Regions from separate parts of the Homo sapiens genome. Here region 1 is linked to region 2. The links are chromatin loops, found by intact Hi-C in ENCODE. Cell type or tissue: endothelial cell of umbilical vein. All regions are shown on one strand. Links, peaks and the distances in the headings refer to the core of each region. The heading gives the core; the rest is flanking DNA.

The links. Hi-C counts contacts between places; a loop is a spot of excess contacts. Peaks named below come from ENCODE experiments on the same cell type or tissue, not always from the same donor. Only the 100,000 strongest peaks of a DNase experiment are listed, where the experiment ranks them.
Region 1: a loop joins it to region 2, with 7 times the contacts of the local background. A loop is called at or near these places in 7 of 110 quality-filtered maps.

The regions. Positions count from the first base shown.
Region 1 is chr7:30,936,768-30,941,158 of GRCh38, forward strand. No RefSeq gene overlaps it. Among named protein-coding and RNA genes, the nearest start is that of GHRHR, 25 kb to the right of the region's middle. RefSeq lists an enhancer at 2,135-2,284. In endothelial cell of umbilical vein, for the core only: a CTCF peak has its summit at 2,165 (motif pointing right); a DNase peak (open chromatin) is centred at 2,194; H3K27me3 peaks cover 1,114 bases.
Region 2 is chr7:31,120,517-31,124,907 of GRCh38, forward strand. No RefSeq gene overlaps it. Among named protein-coding and RNA genes, the nearest start is that of ADCYAP1R1, 70 kb to the left of the region's middle. In endothelial cell of umbilical vein, for the core only: CTCF peaks have their summits at 2,278 (motif pointing left) and 4,143 (motif pointing right); a DNase peak (open chromatin) is centred at 2,275.

The DNA of each region.
Region 1 (4,391 bases), core at 317-4,316, 180 kb before region 2:
CTAGCCCTAGCTGTCTAGCTCTGTCCCTACCCAGACCTGGGGCCACATTTTTAGACACTGCCTCTTCTCCCATCTGTATGTTGCTCTGCAGGGAGTGACTGGCCAGGGGCACCAACCTGGGCCTGAGTCCTTGCTTTGCTTCTAATTGGCTGTGTGACCCTGGGTGGGCCTCCTGCCCTCTCTTGTCCTCAGTCTCCCCACCTGTAAGGAGAGTGGGTGAAGTGGTCCTTTCTCTGGAATGTCTGTGGTGTCCCAGTCCCTCCCTGGCCTGGAGGTGGTGCTTTGCCTCATCTGGAATGCCTGGGGAGTGGGGCCAGGTGGGACAGTGCATGTGTGGGGTGTAGCTGGGGCCTGGGAGGCACCTTTCCCCAGGATGCTCCCACCATGCTCTGGGGGCTCTGCTTCCTCTGTGCCTTGAGTTAGTGTGTAATAACCACTTCAAACCAAAATAGGCACATTGAAATTTTGAACCAAAGCTTCGAGGGGAGTTACAGCATGCAACTTGGGCTGCAGACAGCACCCAAGGCTGGGAACCTAGGGGCCTGAGTCCAAGTCCCAGCTCAGAGAACAATTTCCTGTGAGACCCTGGGTACTTCACTTTCTCCTTTTGCAAAATGAGGCCAATTCTCCATGCTGGGCACATGCGAGGAACAGGTGGGTCTGTGTATCTCACAGGTGTATATATCTCACCTCTCTAGCCCCACTCCCCTCACAGGGCTGGATAGAGAAAGCCTGCTCTAGGAGAAACAGGGCAAAGTCTGCAGTGAAGTTTAAAGTTTATAAAGAAATGAGTTATCCATGCACAAATCAAACCACCGTCTTCGGTTGGAGGAAAACAAAGTGTCACATTGTTCTCACATTGTCTGGCTGAAGGCCAGTGTTTCTTCCACACCCCTGCCTGCCCACACCTCGCCCTCACCCCTCCCCCTAACAGGTGCTACCTCTTTTGCCTGCTTTCCCCCCATTTTTCCCTATTTTTAATGATTTTGATGTGGAAACTTCCAGACATTAAAAAACTCTCATATACACAAATATAGTTTTTTTTAATGGAAAAAATCCTCCACATTCTGCCACTTGCTTTTTCTACTAAAAATCTTTATATTTTAATCAGCTTTATTGAGGAATAATTTACACACAACAAAATTCAGCAAGTTTATGTGTACACTTTGGTGATTTTTAACAAACGTGGACCATAGGGTGACAATCATCATGATCCCTGGATAGGACACTTTTGGACATTCCTAAATGACTGCAGGGGTTGAGTCTGCTGCTGGGAGAAGGAGACAGAGGCATCTGAGGAAGGAGCCACGGCCTGTGGGGGAGTGGGGCTAGGCAGGCCCTTAAGGATGGTGCCTCTGCCCCAGTGGGGGATAAGGGATTCCCTTCCTCAGTTTCATCATTTCTGTTCAGCAGCAAATTCACTTTGGAACTGCAAAGTTGACTTAAAAGTCTTTTTTTCTTTTATTTTTAATTAATTAATTTTTTTTAGAGACGAGGTCCGCTGTGTTGCCCAGGCTGGTCTCGAACTCCTGGCCTCAAGTGATCCTCCCACCTCAGCTTCCTGAGTCTCTGGGATTACAGGCGTGAGCCACTGTGCCTGGCTCTTGACTTAAAAGTCTTAAAAACCTAAAGCATCTAAGTGTCATTATTAAGGGTGTCCCCAGGACTCTCATCCCTGGTCCTTGTCCTGCACCTGACCCTGGCCAGAGCCTAGCCCTGGCAGTCCTGACTGCAGCCCTGTTTAGAGCTGGGTCTCTCAGGGGATCACGTGAGAGCGGCAGATGGCTCCAGGCCGCCAAGCCCCTGCAGCCCTGCAGAGCCACAGCTAAGTGAGGGCTGGGGCTGGCGGCTCCTGTCTGCGGGGATCCGTTCTGAAGTCCCAGGCCCCTGTGTCTCTGCAGGACTGCTGCCTGCGCCTGAAGGAAGGACAGCGTGGGGCGCAGGAGAGGGACTACACCCCAGCCAAAGGAGTCGCTTCCAGGTCCCCCAGCAAGGGAGATTTGGGCCAAATATCCAGAAACTGCTGATCCCCAAGGCCCATCCACCAGCTCCAAGCCCCCGGCCCCAGGTCTGGGCACCCTTCAGCCTGCGCATGCCTGGCGCCATCCTGAGACCGGGAGCTGCTTGTCGCCGTCGGGAAGAGGCGGCAGTTGCGCGTCATCACCACCAGGGGGCACCAGTACAGGTGGGACTAAACCCTGGGAGTTTCACCATCCACCAGACGTGCTCTCTGAGAACTTGTCAGTCCCCGCGGTCAAGGAGTCCATCTGCTAATGGGATAGACAGGCCAGCTTAAAATCTCGGCTGATATCTCTCATATCCGCCAAGATTACATGGAAAAACCATAACATCAGCTACCCCCTATATTAAATTTAAATAATTTTAATTGTGCAAGTAGTGAGGGTACAAATAAATTTTTCTTAACAATTGAAATACTGAAATTAAAGATCATGTTCCATTTGACCATCCCCTACATCCCATCCCTTTCCTCTTTTCCCTATTTTTATAGTTCTAGACATTAAAATATATGCAAATATAGGGTTTTTTAAATTCAAAAAGCACATACATTCTACAACTTGCTTTTTTCTGCTAAAAATCTATAAATGTTAATCAGCTTTATTGAGGAATAAATTTAGGTATTATAAAAATCACCAATTTTATGTGTTCAATTTGATGAATTTTAACAAATGTGTCCAATAGTGTAACCACCATCATGGTCACTGTATAGATTTCTGACATTCCTGAAATATTCTCTCTTAACACTTTCCAGTCAATTCACAACCTCACCTCTGCGCCCTGGCAACCTCTCATCTGCCTTCAGTTGCCACAGTTTTACTTTTTATAGAATTTCATATAGATGGAATCGTCCTGCATGGAGTTTTTGAGTCTGATGTCTTTCACTTAGCTTTTATAATGCTTTTGAGATTCATTTATATAGTTGTGTGTAAGTACTTTGTTCCTTTTTATTACTAAGTAATATTCCACTGTATGCACATACCATAATTTACTTATCCATTCATGAGTGATGAACATTTGGGGGTGTTCCCAGGTTTTGTCCACTATGAATGAAGCTCCTATGAACGTTCTAGTACAAGTCCTTGCGTGAACGTATACTTTTGTTTTTCTTGGGGAAATACTTGGAAGGATTGTTGCGTGGTATAAGTGTATGTTTAGCTTTATGTTCATCTGCTGAATGGTTTTCTACAGAAGCTGTACCATTTTGCATTCCTACCAGCAACGTAAGAGAGTTTTAGTTGCTCCACATCCTTGCCAAGACTTGTGTTGTCAGGTTTTTACTTTAAGCCATTCTAGTAGGTGTGTAGTAGGATCTTATGATGAAATTTATATTTCTCTAATGGCTTATGGTGTTGAATATCTTTAAATGTGCTTATTTTCCATTCACATCTTCTTTGGTTAAGTGTCTATTCAAATCTTGTCCACTCATTTAAAATCAATTATCTCCTTATTATTAAGTTGTAGGAATATTGTATATAGTCTGGGTGTGAGTCCTTTGTAAGACATATATTTTAGAAATATTTTTCCTCTTTCAGTGTTTTGTCTTTTCATCTTCTTAATGTAACTATGTCTCTTTAACTTTTTATTTTGAAATAATTTTAGACTTACAGAACAATTGCAAAGATAGTACAAAAGTTCCATTCATGGCAACGTCTCACATAACCACAGTACAATTATCAAAACTAAGAAATTAACATTAGTATGATATTATACCTAAACCACAGACCTTATTCAGATTCCACTAATGTTCTTTTTCTGTTCCAGGATTTGACCATGTCCTCTTGGTTTCCTCTATCTGTGACAGTCAAGTATTTTGTTCAGTGTCCCTCAACTTGGATTTGTCAGATGTTTTCTCATTATTGCATTGAGGTTGTGGATTTGGGGGAAGAATACCAAATGCCCTTCTGGTTACATCATTTCATGAGGCACATGATAGGAATAGGACACCATCGCTGGTAATGGTAACCTTCATCACTTGGTGTCTGATGGGTTTCTTCACTAAAAAGTTATAAATTTTTTCCCTTTGCATTTGGTTTGAAAGTTTGAGGGAGATACTTTGAGACCAAACAACTATCCTTTCTTTCCTTAAACTTTTGCTTTCCTCAATCCTGTAATGCCAGCACTTCGGGAGGCCAAGGTGGAAAGATTGCTTGAGGCCAGGGGTTTAAGACCAGCATCGGGAACAAAGCAAGCCCTCATCTCAAAAAAAAAAAAAAAAAATTAGACAAGCATAGTGCATAGTGGCATGTGCTTGTAGTCCCAGCTACTCAGGAGGCTGAGGCAGGAGGATGGCTTGAGCCCAGGAGTTAGAAACTGCAGTGAGCTATGATCATGCCACTGCACTCCAGCCTGGGCAACAGAGTGAGATGCAGTCC
Region 2 (4,391 bases), core at 281-4,280:
TTTATTATTGATGTACAGTTTCATTCTTACCCTGTTTGGCACATGTTATACTTTTGCCAGTCTGTTAATTCAAGTCTTTAGTTCTGGAAAATTCTTTACCAGAATATATTTGAACGATGCCAGTTGACAACAGAAATCCAGAGTGTGGATGTAGGAGGAAAGCCAGGGGAGTGTAGTGACAGGGAAGCCAAGAAAGGGTTTCTAGGAGAGGACAGTCATCTGGATCAAATGCTGCTAATGGTCTATGAAGAGTGGAATAGAAACCAGCAACTGGCTGAGAGGAAGGTGGCTGGGTCATCTCTTGCCCCAGGCTTGAGAGGGGAAGGCTTGAGGGCCTCCATCCTTGGCTTTGACTGGGCACCCCCAGGACTGTCTACAGCCCCATCCCTGTTTGGAACCTGACACTCAGCTTGGAGGAGAGGTCTGCATGCCCTGTAGCCTGTGTGAGACCCAGGCTGCACTGAGCCTCTTGGCAACACCAGGCCTGAGTTTGGGTCTGGCCCACAGGACAATGTTATAAAAAACAGAGTAGCTTTCCCCAGGAGGATCCGGGATTCATTCTGGCTCCCCAGGGCTTCTAGACCTAGAAGTCATCTGAAGTGGTGAGTCGGGGAGCTGGTTGGTCCTTTTGCAGTCCTCATTTATCTTTGCAGTTAGGGGCAGGCTTCACACCTTCAGGAACCAAGGGGCTACTCTCACCAAAGCCCAGACCTCATCCCAGCCTGCCCCATGGCTCCAGAGCTGGCTGAGAACCAGGCAGCGGAAATGACTGGGTGGGGAAGAGCTGGCAGCTGGCTCAGAGCTGGATAGCTTAGTTGGGAGTCTTCTGTTGCCCCTAGAATCCACTGGGACTGGCCCCAGGGTTGGTAGAAGCCATGGAGAGTTCTCCCATGAAAGCCCAATCCTCATCCTCATCCTCACTTCCTGGGAAAGGAGTAGGCAGGTTCCAGGCCTCACACTTAGGCCCTGGAAATGATGTAGTGGCAATGGAAAGGCCCCTCCCTGGGAAAGGGACCTGGCAGTTTGCAGTCCTTATTTGCTCCCAAGAAAGAATTTTGCTGGAAAGGAGTCCTCCCACCAGAGTGAAAGGGATACAGAGGAAAGGATTAGGTTGCGAAGGGCATGATTTATATCTTTGGGGGGAAATTTAAGGAAACACTGCTCTCTGTCGCCCACTCAAGCAATCAAAATATCAGACCCAGCCCTGGTCCTCAGAATGTCCCCATCTTCAGCTTTGACTGGCCCCCCAATGACTGGCTAGAGCCCCATCCCTGATTGGAACCACACACTCAGCTCTGAGGAGAGGTTTGCCTGCCCTGTGGCCTATGGGAGACCCAGGCTGCACTGAGCTTCTCAGCAACACCAGGCCTGAGATTGGGCCCAGCCCATGGGGCAGTGTGAAAGGAAAAGAAATCTCAGGATCAAATCAGTAGGCCAAAGAGAAAAGTGAAGTTGGGAACTGGGGGCAAACCTGTCTCTCATTTTATTGCTAAATGAGATAGCTACAAAGATTAAAAAAAAAAATCCTCCCTCCCTCCCTCGCTCACAATTTGCCCACTGGGAAATTCCTTCTGGGACCCAGTGTCTCAACCCTGAAACAGTTCTGTTGAATTTCACCCCGACAAAGTACACTGATAGCTTCTCTTCATAGGTACGGGACAAAGAACAGGACTCAAAGCCATCCCTCGGCTCCCCTGAGACAAATGCATATCTGATTGCTTCCTCTGCCCTATGTTTATTTTATCTTAGGTAAAAGTGCAGATCCACTGAGCTAGATGAATTCATAAGTGACTGTTCCTCTACCCCTTCTGGCATAGAGAAAAGCTGATCAAACTCAAAAGAATGCGACTGTTTGCCTCTTATGAACTCACACCTTTTAAAAATGTCTTCCTCTTCCCCCAGTAGCTACCCTTTCCCCTCTAAGTATTGAAGTCCTCAAAATCATCTTTGGAGAAAGGCACAGACCTGTCTCTCGGGCATGAATCCTTAACCTTGACAAAATAAACTTCTAAATTGAGACCTGTTGCAGGCACCTTTTGGTTTACAGTAGCAAACCTGGAAGCACAGAAAGGCAGATCCCAAGCAGAGGAACACTTACAGCGGGCCGTGACCCAACCACAGTCACTTAGCCTGAGTGGCGGGTGAGGCAGCAGACAACAGAATATGTCTGGAACTCAGAGCCACTCCTCCCCCAGCCAAGCTGCCCCTCAACAAGTTCCCCATCTTGGCTTCTTAGGGCAAAATTCAGCGTCTGGGTGTGCACTGCCCTCTTCTGGTCATTTGGTTGGTAACACGAGCAGCCAAGAGCTCCCCTTTGGAAATAGCAGGAGCTCTTTCCAGTTCCGATTTTTCTGCCAACCAGGCTTGTTTCCACACAATGACTCATAAGTGAGATAATGAAGGGCAAGAACAAGTTAAAATATTTACTATAATTTACATTTGGAGGAAAAACTTTAGTCTTACATTGCCTGTAGAAAGAATGTGTCCTACAGAGGATTTTGCAGTGGTTTAACCCTTTATATTTTTTTGATAAAGCACACATTTACTTTTTTTTTTCTGATCATACAGAAAACTTATTTATTGAGACCACATAAATATAAGAAGCATGGCTTTGGTGTCATTTAGAAAGTGAACATGTGTCTAAGAATTTTCACACTAGATTGTAAACACTAACATAACTGATCTATCCATCTTTGGATTTTCATTGAGATATTTACTAAGTCCATCATCCGATGCTTTTGAGGACATGAAAGTTAAAGAGATAAGAATCTTGATCTCAAGAAGCTTTATTATTTTTAAGAATGTTAATAAAGACTCTAAAAAGAAGGCAAACAGGGAAATGCATCCTCCCCAAAGCTGCTAGTGCCAGGACTAGGCGCCTTCCCCAGTCCAGCGGCTGCAGGTTGGGTTGCTAAGAGCTTACCCTGCCCTCTTCTGCAGACAATTGCTGGCAGATTTCTGAGGGGTAAGACTACCCCCTTCACCTTTCTCATCCAGGGTGGCCGGTAGCCAGTGACTGAGGGATGTAGGGGTAACCGCCCAGCCGCCTTGCCTCTGGTTGGGACCACCTCTGTGGTTGACATCAGTGGCTCCTGCTGGATCAGCATGAGGCTGATTCTGCTGAGGTCTGGCTCCTTCCTCCACCCATCCCCGCTTCCTCACTGCCCTTCAGTGTCTCCCCATGCACTCCTTCTGTAAGATCCCTGCTCAAGGATCTCTACTTCAGGCTCTACTGCTACAGAATCTAGACAAAAACATGTGCCATCAACAAGGCCCAGAAAAGATAAGGTCCAGTTTCAGGATTAGGGAAAACTTGCCTTGAAGGTCAGGTTAGATCTAGGCATGGAAGAACTGTTCATCTAGCCTACTGACACTTATTGACTGAGTGCCTTCAATGAGCTGGGCACTCTTCCAGGCCTTGGGGCATAGCAGCAGATATGACAATCTTGTTATCGCTGGCACAATAATTCTAGCAGAGAGGGAAAGAAACAGGAAACAAATAATGGAGAATAAGATGAATTCAGTTAAGTTCTTTTTTTTTTTTTTTGGAGACGGGGTCTTACTCTGTCTCCCAGGCTGAAGTGCAGGGACTGGACCACAGCTCACTGCAGCCTTGACCTCCTGGGCTCAATTGATCCTCCCACCACCTCCTGGGTAGCTGGGATACAGGTGTGCACCACACCACACCTGGCTAATTTTTTTGTTTTTTTTTTTTTTTTTTTTTTAGAAATGGGGTTTCTCCATATTGCCTAGCCTGGTCTTGAACTCCTGGGCTCAAGCGATCCACCCACCTCAGCCTACCAAAGTGCTGGGATCACAGATGTGGCCACCGTACCTAGACAACTTATGTTCAATAGTGAAAATAAAATATGGCAACCAGATACTGTCACCAGATCCATTTTCCTACAATTCTCCAAAAATTTACCCTTGAGAAATTAGGTGATTCATTTATCTAGTTATAACAATTGGAACCTTTCTCCTGTCATAATTCTTCATCTCTGATGGTACTGGCTCAGTCAACGTCAACTTCCATTGAGTTCCTGCTGAGGATACTCACTTTAAATCATGGCATTGACACCAAACTTATTCTATAGTCTGTATTTGGGGTCTGGCACAGTGGCTCACACCTGTAATCTCAGCACTTTGGGAGGCCCCAGCAGGAGGAGCCCTTGAGCTCAGGAGTTTGAGACCAACTTGGGCAACATAGTGAGACTTCGTCTTTACTAAAAATAAAAAAAAAAATTAGACAGGGGTGGTGGTGCATGCCTGTGGTCCCAGCTACTTGGGAGGCTGAGGTGGGAGGATCACTTGAACCTGGGAGACGGAGGCTGCAGTGAGCTGAGATCGCACCACTGCACTCCAGCCTAAGTGACAGAGTAAGAGTCTGTCTC